3 separate regions of the Homo sapiens genome follow, and regions 1 and 3 are each linked to region 2. The links are chromatin contacts, found by Hi-C or POLR2A ChIA-PET in ENCODE. All regions are on one chromosome and are shown on one strand. The core of a region is the stretch at or near the end of the contact, and the rest is flanking DNA. Distances in the headings are between cores, read along the strand shown. Region 1 overlaps DHX8 (DEAH-box helicase 8). Region 2 holds the start of LINC00910 (long intergenic non-protein coding RNA 910). Region 3 has its middle 46 kb from the start of ETV4.

What was found. Hi-C counts contacts between places; a loop is a spot of excess contacts on that map. ChIA-PET counts read pairs that join two places held with the same protein, here RNA polymerase II (POLR2A). Pooled maps may share reads with other maps.
Region 1: a pooled map shows a loop between it and region 2 (3-fold over the local background). The contact joins the enhancer-like site here to the promoter of LINC00910 in region 2. A Hi-C loop is called at or near these places in 5 of 50 pooled maps. POLR2A ChIA-PET finds 5 or more read pairs at or near these places in 7 of 52 experiments (BJ, H1, HEK293T and 4 more).
Region 3: a pooled map shows a loop between it and region 2 (3-fold over the local background). The contact joins the enhancer-like site here to the promoter of LINC00910 in region 2. A Hi-C loop is called at or near these places in 1 of 50 pooled maps. POLR2A ChIA-PET finds 5 or more read pairs at or near these places in 2 of 52 experiments (AG04450 and Caco-2).

What each region holds. Positions count from the first base shown.
Region 1 is chr17:43,516,011-43,519,155 of GRCh38, reverse strand. It overlaps DHX8 (DEAH-box helicase 8), which reads right to left. Exons shown (of 23, transcript NM_004941.3): 18 at 1,834-1,989. Among named protein-coding and RNA genes, the nearest start is that of ETV4, 29 kb to the left of the region's middle. Within about 2 kb of position 1,288, at least 3 of the 41 ENCODE cell types and tissues checked have a DNase peak (open chromatin) inside an H3K27ac peak, as active enhancers do.
Region 2 is chr17:43,387,486-43,390,815 of GRCh38, reverse strand. It overlaps LINC00910 (long intergenic non-protein coding RNA 910), which reads left to right and starts at 1,918. Exons shown (of 6, transcript NR_027412.1): 1 at 1,918-2,527. RefSeq lists enhancers at 1,038-1,791, 2,109-2,338, 1,792-2,545, 2,836-3,330 and a silencer at 1,901-2,195.
Region 3 is chr17:43,590,456-43,593,823 of GRCh38, reverse strand. No RefSeq gene overlaps it. Among named protein-coding and RNA genes, the nearest start is that of ETV4, 46 kb to the right of the region's middle. RefSeq lists an enhancer at 1,142-1,641. Within about 2 kb of position 1,508, at least 21 of the 41 ENCODE cell types and tissues checked have a DNase peak (open chromatin) inside an H3K27ac peak, as active enhancers do.

The sequences.
Region 1 (3,145 bases), core at 39-2,538, 130 kb before region 2:
ATACAGAATTAGCACATGACCCAGCAATTACACTTCTAGGTATATATCCAAAAGAACTGAAAGCAGACTCAAACAGATACCTGCACACTAATGTTCACAGCAGCATTATTGATAATAGCCAAAAGGTAGAAACAATCCAAATGTCCATCTGCTGATGAATGGATAAACAAAATGTGGTATATACATACAACAGAATACTATTCACCCTTAGAAAGGAATGAAATAAATGGATAAACCTTGAAAATAACATGAATAAATCTTGAAAACATTATTCTAAGAGAAACAGGTCAGATACAAAAGAATATTGTATGATTCCACTTAAATGAGGCTATCTAGAATAGACAAATTCAGAGAGGTAAAAAGTAGAAGAGTAGTTACCAAGGGATAGAGGAAGGGGGAAAGGGGAGTTACTGTTTAATGGGTACAGAGTTTCTGTTTGGGACAATGAAAAAGTTCTGGAAATGGATGTTGGTGATGGTTGTACAACATCTTGAATGTATTTAATGCCACTGAATTGTATACTTTAAAAAGCTTACAATAGTAAATGTTGTTATGTATTTTACAATAATAATAATAATAATATAGTCTACCAACTTGTCCTGTCTCTTGCATACATCATTTCTACTATATATCTATGAGGGATCTCATACCATGTTAGGTGGGAGGGATATAAAGATGGCCAGGATATGGCCCCTGCTTTCAGAGAGTTCACACTGGGTAAAAACTATGTTCACAAAACCACCACAGTGCAATCTACATGCCTGGCATGTAGCATGTGTTCAATACATTAGCTAATTCGATGAATAAAAGAAACGACTGAATGATGCACGATTCAAGTGTATATAAAGTGTGATGTGGTAGGACCTAAGCTTTCTATTTCTTTCTCATAAAGTGATTGTGACCATAAACACAGCAGGTGTTCAATAAATGTTTATTGTGTGAATAATAACTATGATGAATTATGTTAGCAATCATCAAGCACTGTGCCAAGTGCCTTTACCTACATTATCTCACTTATCTTTCCAACAAATACTATTAACAGCCCCTTTTTCAGAGCAGAACACAGAGCAGAGGGCAAAGTAAATAAACTTGCCCAAAGTCGCAGTTTGGAGCTGAAGTCCAAGCCACAGATGCCTCTCTGTTGGCACTTCAGAGACTGGAGTAGGTTTCTTTTTTCTTTCCAAAGCTCTGTTTTAGCCTCTTTGACAGGGAATAAATAATAAATGACAACAGAGCACTCTGCACCAGAAAGTACCAGGGCTCCAGGGTAGCATCAGTGTCGGGGGAAACGCCATCAGCTGGGAAATTACTCATACAGCTCCTCCTGCCAAAAGAGAATGAAGTCCTCACTGGGGACTGAGAGAGGAAGAACAATGATTCAGAATGAAAACCAAGCCCCTGAGAGCCAGTCTGAAATCTGTACTGACAGTTCCCTTGCAAAGTTTTTGAACAGGGGGTTTTCTCTCGTTCTAAAAGAACAGAATTGGATCTGAGCGCTAAAGTGGTTGAGGTTAGGTGTGTGTGTCCACAGTTTGGCATTGATTATATTTTTCTAATTTCCTTTTAGAAAATGCTCCTAACTAGAACCTTTTACAACCTAATATCCTGCTGGTTGTTATGGTAAGAAAAAATGTGTGTTCACAGCAGACATGCCAACTTAGCCCCAGACCTGCCGTGAGAGGCTGTTATCACAGCCATTTGCATTTCACTCAAAGGGACTGCTTTCATGAGGTTACTAAAGTATTTAACAAGGTTCATAAAACTGAAATTCATTTATGAAGGCCAGGATTGGACTGTTCCACCAACCCATTTTAACAAGACAGTGATTTCTACCTTGAGTGACAGCACTGTGCTTGCTAAGTTGGTTCTCTGGATTTCCGGCACGTTGGTGGTCAGCATTTCATCTCGGTAGGCACGTTCTGTGTACAACCTGTAACACTTCCCTGGGCCTGTTCTCCCAGCTCTGCCAGCTCGTTGCTTTGCCTGAGCCTAGAGGGGTGGGCATATAAAAGCAACATATCTGTTAAACACTGCTTAACAGCTTTACCCAGGATATCTGTTAAAAGGGGGACAATTAACAACTGGCAAAATCAGAAATGGGGTTGATTTCACTTCCTTTGGGACCATTTCCAAGACTACCAATGCTCTTATCTTCCCCTCTCCATACTCAGCACTTCGGGGAAGTTTGTTCGAGGGAGGCAATACAAGCAGGGTTAATGGAAGAAATATTATACAGATCTGAGACATATATCTTCAAAATAGTGTGGCGCAATATAAAAGAGAAAGCATAAAACAAGATGACAGAACACCATCCCCACAGTTATGACCAAAAATGTAAGTGAAATAAACATATTACGTCAATCATCCCAATGATGACTCTGCAGTCATTTTAAAAATTATGTTTGCAGGCCAAGCGTCGTGGCTTATGCCTATAATCCCAGCACTTTGGGAGGCCAAGGTGGGCAGATTGCATGAGCCCAGGAGTTCGAGATCAGCCAGGGCAATATGTTGAAACTTCATCTCTACAAAAAATACAAAAATTAGCTTGGTGTGGTGGCTCACGCCTGTAGTCCCAGTATTCAGGAGGCTCAGATGGGACGATCACCTGAGCCTGGGGAGGTCGAGGCTGGCTGCAGTAAGCCGTAATCACACCACTGCACTACAGCCTGGGCAACAACAAAGACTGATCCTGACTCAAAATAAAATAAAAAATAAAAATAAAAATCATGTTTGCAATGTTAAATGACAGAAGAAAATGTTCATTCGCATTAAATGCAAAATGCAAGTTACGAAACAATGTAAAATAATTTTAGTAAAAGTCTTTATATATCAACTACTAGAAGGAAATGACTAGGCGAAAAAAACCCTAAAATGTTAACAGTGGCTAACTCTGATAGTAGGCTTGCAGATGAGGTCTATTTTCTTTAGATTTTACCAAATATTGAACATGTATTATTCTAATAGGAAAATTAAATACTCAAAAAAATATACAAAACTGCATACTTACTTGACTACTAAAATTGCAACCATGAAAGAAATAAACATGAAAAAAGACTGGAATGAAAAACAGCAAAATAATAACAGTGGAGGTAGTAGGATGGTGGGTAAATTTTTTTCTTCTGTTTTTCAAAAATAATAAAACACT
Region 2 (3,330 bases), core at 669-3,168:
GGCTGGAGGGCAGTGGCATGGTCTTGGCTCACTGCAACCTCCACCTCCGAGTTCAAGCGATTCTCCCGCCTCAGCCCCCTGAGTAGCTGGAACTACGAGTGCGTGCCATCACACCCAGCTAATTTTATTTTTAGTAGAGATGGGGTTTCACTACATTGGCCAGGCTGGTCTCTGACTCCTGACGTCGTAATCTGCCCTCCTCGGCCTTCCAAAGTGCTGGGATTACAGGCGTGAGCCACCGCGCCTGGCCTTGGCCCTTATATACTTTTATAGTTCCATTTTTTTCACTTTGAAATCTTTGGCCCACTTGGCATTTATCTTGGTGTATGGTGAGTGAACCGTGATTGTAACACTGCACTCCAGCCTGGACAACAGAGGGAAACCTTGTCTCAAAATATAGATAGATATGGCCAGGCGCGGTGGATCATGCCTGTAATCCCAGCACTTTGGGAGGCCGAGGCACGCGGATCACGAGGTTAGGAGATGGAGACCATCCTGGCTAACACGGTGAAACCCCGTCTCTACTAAAAATACAAAAAATCAGTCCGGTGTGGTGGCACGCACCTGTAGTCCCAGCTACTTGGGAGGCTGACGCAGGAGAGTCGCTTAAACACGGGAGGCGGAGGTTGCAGTGAGCTGAGATAGCGCCACTGCACTCCAGCCCGGGCGACAGTGCGAGACTCCGTCTCAGAAAAAAGAACAGATAGATAGATAGATAGATAGATAGATAGACAGACAGACAGACAGGCCAGGCGCAGTGGCTCACGCCTATAATCTCAGCACTTTGGGAGGCCGAGGTGGGTGGCTGCCATATTGCACTTCACAGGGTAATAGAATGGAGATGACAATGACTCGGTGGAGACTGGGGTAAAGTGAAATGAGGGAAACACTTGCTGAGAGGTTAAAAAAAAAAATAAGGGGGCACCAAAAGACTCAGCAATCCAGATAAATGGCTTGATTATCTTATAATCGAGATAAGATATATTGCATTGAACTATTATTTATTTTGATTACTGAAGGGTTCTGGAGGATCACCCCCTGAAATTCGAACCTAGAGGAATGACCTCACCCTAATCCTGGCCGTGGCTAATAATAACGCCCATCTCTTAGGGCTGTCGAGTGAACTAAAAGAGATAATGCACGTAGAGCCCTCGGACCCGAGGCTGGCATTGGGAAAGGCACAGTTTATATTTTTTGACCTGGTTGTTCACCAGGCAATCCCTGCCATCCGGCTTTCCATCCTGCAGGGGGAGCATGACTGACTGAGTGTCACTATCGGATCTATGATACCTTCTTGCTTTTCTGAAATCAAATAAAAGAGCCATAAACTCTCATCTCAACTGTTGTGTTAGGAAGGAGGACGGGAATGGTAAATGCTGACGCTACAGGCGGCAGTCTGTGCCTCAGAGAGAAAATTTATCCCAACCTTGCTGGGGGCCTTGACGCCCATCTTCCTCCAGAGCACCCCGACAGTCACCCCGCCCTCTGGTGTCCTCCCACCCCGAGCCCGATCTTCCCCCTTCACGCCTGCCCCGGGCCAATAGCCTCCTAACTGCGTCCTCTCTGATTGCGTGTGTCGTGCTCATTACGCCCTATCCGTCGTTTCTTCGCTCCACAAACGTTTACTGAGCGCCTTCAACTTGCCAGGCACTAATTAGACTAGCGCAGAGAAACGGGGATAAGTACTGATGAGGGTCCCAGCCCTCAGCGATCGGATTTCAGAGGGGGAGATAAAGGACTGCCCAGAAGGGTGGTGAGTGGAGTAGTTGATATAAACAACGAGGTGCGATGAAATACACAGGAGGGCTGCTAATCACATATGGGGTGGGTGCCGAGGGCCCTTAATTAAGGGAGGCTTCCTGGACGGGTGACACCCAAGCGGAGTCCTGACGACCCGCGTCAGAAGTAGTCAGGCGAGGAGGAGGGTAAAGGAATCCACGTCCCAAGCAGAGAAGCAGCTTTCCCTACACAGCACAGGACACGGTCCGCGCACAGAAGCCGCAGGAGACGCAGGCACAGGGGCTGGGGAGAATCCTTGCTGGGCCCTCGCCGTCCATGCGCCGCCTCCCTCTGCCCGGTGTCTGGTGTCAGCCTCCTGCCTGGCAGAGGAACTCCAGCCCCTGCTCCCCGAAGCTCCTCCAGGCCTTCTGCTTCCCTGACTCGGAATGGGCCCGCTGTCCAGTGGGTACAAGGCTGGTCTCCCCGCCCACTGGTGACGACGTAAAGATCCAGCTCAGCCTGGTTTCCCCTGGTGATGATATCTTGCGACTCGTCTTTCTCCAGGAAAACAGGGACCGCTCTCCGCCTACAGGTCTCTTCCACAGACCTATCTTGTTTTCACCCCCTGTCTCTTTTGGTTCAGTCTTTTCGCTCATACAAACAAGGAAGTCGCCCCTAGCCCAGCCGCGGCTCCTTAGCTGGAGGCGGGCCCGGGGGTGGAGTCAACCGCGGTGGCCACGCCTCCTGGGAAAGGGCAGGGCATGCAAATTCGAAATGAAAGCCCGGAAACCCCGGAACTAGAACTGGTGTAAGATTTCTCTTGGTTTTTGTGTTGTTGTTGTTGTTTTGTTGTTGTTTTGAGACAGAGTCTCGCTCTGTCGCCCAAGCTGGAGTGCAGTGGCGCGATCTCGGTTCACTGCAACCTCCGCCTCCCGGGTTCAAGTGATTCTACTGCCCAGCCTCCCTAGTAGCTGGGATTACAGGCGCGCGACACCACGCCTGACTAATTTTTGTTTTTTTGTTTTTGTTTTTTTTTTAGATGGAGTCTCACTCTGTCGCCCAGGCTGGAGTGTAGTAGCGCAATCTTGGCTCACTGCAACCTCGGACTCCCAGGTTCAAGAGATTCTCCTGCATCAGCCTCCCAAGTAGCTGGGACTACAGGCACGTGCCACCACGCCCGGCTAATTTTTGTATTTTTAATAGAGACGGGGTTTCTCCGTGTTATCCAGAATGGTCTCGATCTCCTGACCTCGTGATCCACCTGCCTCGGCCTCCTAAAGTGCTGGGATTACAGGCGTGAGTCACCGCGCCCGGCACGCCCGGCTAATTTTTTTGTATTTTTAGTAGAGATGGGGTTTCACCGTGTTCCCCAGGCTGGTCTCGAGCTCCTGAGTCGAGACGGGATTTCTCCGTGTTTGCCAGAATGGTCTTGATCTCCTGACCTTGTGATCCACCCGCCTCGGCCTCCCAAAGTGTTAGGATTACTGGCGTGAGCCACTGCGCCCGGCAGATTTTTCTTTTAAAACGTGGAGAATAAGAAATCAGCCCGAGTGTGTAATGGCGTCAATATTGGTGTGGACAAGACAAAGTGAATGAGGCAAGGAGCGAGGC
Region 3 (3,368 bases), core at 259-2,758, 200 kb before region 2:
GTTTTAGCAAACCCTCCATGCGATTCTGATGAGGGCTAATGTTTGAGAATCAATAAGCTGTAGGAACACAGAAGAGAAAGTGGAATTTTTTTTTTGAGACAGAGTCTCCCTCTGTTGCCCAGGCTGGAGTGCAGTTGCAGTGATCTCGGCTCACTGCAAGCTCCGCCTCCCAGGTTCACGCCATTCTCCTGCCTCAGCCTCCTGAGTAGCTAGGACTACAGGCACCCACCACCACGCCTGGCTAATTTTTTTGTATTTTTAGTAGAGATGGGGTTTCATTGTGTTAGCCAGGATGGTCTCGATCTCCTGACCTTGTGATCCACCTACCTCGGCCTCCCAAAGTGCTGGGATTATAGGCGTGAGCCACCCTGCCCGGCTGAAAGTGGTAGTTTTTTTTTTTTGAGATGGAATTTTGCTCTTGTTGCCCAGGCTGGAGTGCAATGGCATGATCTCGGCATACTGCAACCTCTGCCTCCCGGGTTCAAGCAGTTCTCCTGACTCAGCCTCCTGAGTAGCTGGGATCACAGGCGCCTGCCACCATGCCCAGCTACTTTTTTGTATTTTTAGTAGAGATGGGATTTCACCATGTTGGCCAGGCTGGTCTTGAACTCCTGACCTTAGGTGATCCACCAGCCTCGGCCTCCCCAAGCGCTGGGATTACAGGCGCGAGCCACCACGCCCAGCAAGTACTTTTTTTTTAAATTTAATTTTGTTGTTGTTGTTGAGATGGAGTCTCACTCTGTCACCCAGGCTGGAATGCATTGGCGCAATCTCGGCTCACTGCAACCTCCACCTTCTGTGTTCAAGCGATTCTCCTGCCTCGGCCTCCCGAGTAGCTGGGATTACAGGCATGCACCACTGTGCCCAGCTAATTTTTGTATTTTTAGTAAAGATGTGGTTTCACCATGTTGGCCAGACTGGTCTCGAACTCCTGAGCTCAAGTGATCCGCCTGCCTCCGTCTTCCAAAGTACCAAGACTACAGGCATGAGCCACTGCTCCCAGCCAAGAAAACAGTACTTAACCCTGAATGGAGTGATCAGGAAATGCTTCCTGAAGGAAGAAACTCCTGAGGTGAATCTTCCAGAAGGAGCCTGATGAAGAGGTAAAAAGATGCCCCAGGTGAATGAAGCTGTGTATGCAAGAGCACGGAGGGTAAGGAGTTTGCAAAGAACCACAGGGGTGGGTGGTGGGTTGGCAGCCAAGTGGCTAGAGATGGGGAGAGTGGCTGGGAAGAGACATCGGGAATCAGAGATTTCAGTTTCTGAGTGAAGGAAGGCGAGAGAGTGTGGGTGTGCCGTAGACCCCATTGCAGTAAACAGCCTCGCCTAAACCAGGCAGGGCAGATACCCCAGGCCTCCCCTGGGGCCTAGAAGCCTCCCCATCTCACTCTGCAACTCCTCGGGTTAACCAAAGCAGCATGACCTCATGTGTTATGGCTGCAAAGGCGCGGGGGAGGCCATATCCGGTGTTTGTATTGAAATTAATTGGGGGCTCCTTGGATGATGGAGGCTTTGAGGAATGCACAGGCCCCCGCATATGATCCTGTGAACAATGGTGTCACTTCAGACCACCGAGGCCCCCAGCGGCCCGCATCTGCACGTCCACAGCCCTTCTCGATGAAATAATAATCATAGACAGATATGAATATTTACAATACGAAGCAGCAACTTGCGATGGGGAGAACTCAGGCAAGCACCCCAGAGCTATTTTTAGCCTTGGAAACGGAGCCCCATTTTACCAGGGCAGCAGCGTGTCGATCAGGAAAATCAGGAAAATCCCACCGCTCCCCGCCAAGCCCTGATTTATGATGATTCAGAGGGGAGATGCTGCCAGGAATGGGCCGGGGCCAGGAAAATTTCATCTGTCTGGAATCCGACAGGAAAAAAGAGGCCTGGAAATTTCAGAGGAAGCTGGGATCTGCGCCGGTTACAGCGCCTCTGTGTTCGCTCAGCTGGCTCCTGTTAGCCAGTGAAGGGTCCGCTGAGGAAAAGCGTCAGGCCAGGTTTTTCCATCATTCCAGAACCTTGAGCCTGATCCCCAGGCAGCCGCTGCTCCTGCGACCTCCGACCCCAAACAACAGGAGCCTTCACCAGGTTTCCCCCAGCCCCCCAGCCCTAGGCTATATCTTAAATCAACATCTTTGTTTTTTTGTCTTTTCCCTTACCACAAAAAATGATAGCAAAGTGATTCTATCTTTTTAGCTATTTGTTTAACCAGACATTTAGCACACTTAAGAAGCAGGGTTCAATATGAAAACCAATTAATGCAATTTAGTTTTAATTTCCTCCCCTGAAATGGCCCAGCTCTCCCAAGGTGGCCTTCTCACCCTCCTCTCTGGTGCTGGGGCACCAGGAACCCCTAGCCTCCAAACCTGATGCTACAAGCTCTAAAATGAGGCCAGAGATTAGGATTTTGCTCAAAATCTTGCTGGCAGATCCTAAAGGGGCAAACAAGATGGTGATGGAGTTCAGGACATGCTACCCCAAAATACAGCACCTCGGCAAAAGCAGCAGAAGGAGGAAGATCTCTCTGACTTGCTGCTACTATTCTCCCCTGAAGCAGATCATGAAAGAATTTTCTGTCTTTCTTCTAAAGTAGGTCATAAGACCCTCATTCCAGAGGGGTCCTCCCTATATCCAGAGGAAAGGAATGAAGAAGCAGAGAAGAATCTGAAGAAACAGGCCTTGCTAAGCTCCCCCAAGTTGATTACTATTAGATCATACCCCCTTTCTTCCATCATATTTCTTCTTCTTTTTTTTTTTTGAGATGGAGTCTCGCTCTGTCTCCCAGGCTGGAGTGCAGTAGTGTGTTCTCCGCTCACTGCAACCTCTACCTCCTGGGTTCCAGCAATTCTCCTGTCTCAGCCTCCCGAGTAGCTGGGATTACAGGCGTGCGCTACCATGCCCAGCTAATTGTTTGTATTTTTAGTAGAGACGGGGTTTCATCCTGTTGGCCAGGCTGGTGTTGAACTCCTGACCTCAAGTGATCCACCCGCCTCGGCCTCCCAAAGTGCTGGGATTACAGGCGTGAGCCACCACGCCTGGCCTCGTCCATCATGTTTCTACACAACGCTCTACTCCTCATTAAACCTAAGCATAAAATATACACAGTATTCCCTATTTCCCTGGGTCTTCATCTCCCATGTCACGGAAACTTATTATATAAATGTGTATGCTTTTCTCTTGTTAATCTATCTTTTGTTATAGGGATCTCAAGCCATGAACTTTGTGACAGATAAGGAAAAGATATATGCCTAGAAGTGGAAATTAAAAGTTTTTTTTAAATAAAAGTAATAGATATTACTCTTTCCCCCCTACAATGGCATCCTTTCCATCCATTCATTCCTTCATTCATTTACTTAATGCCT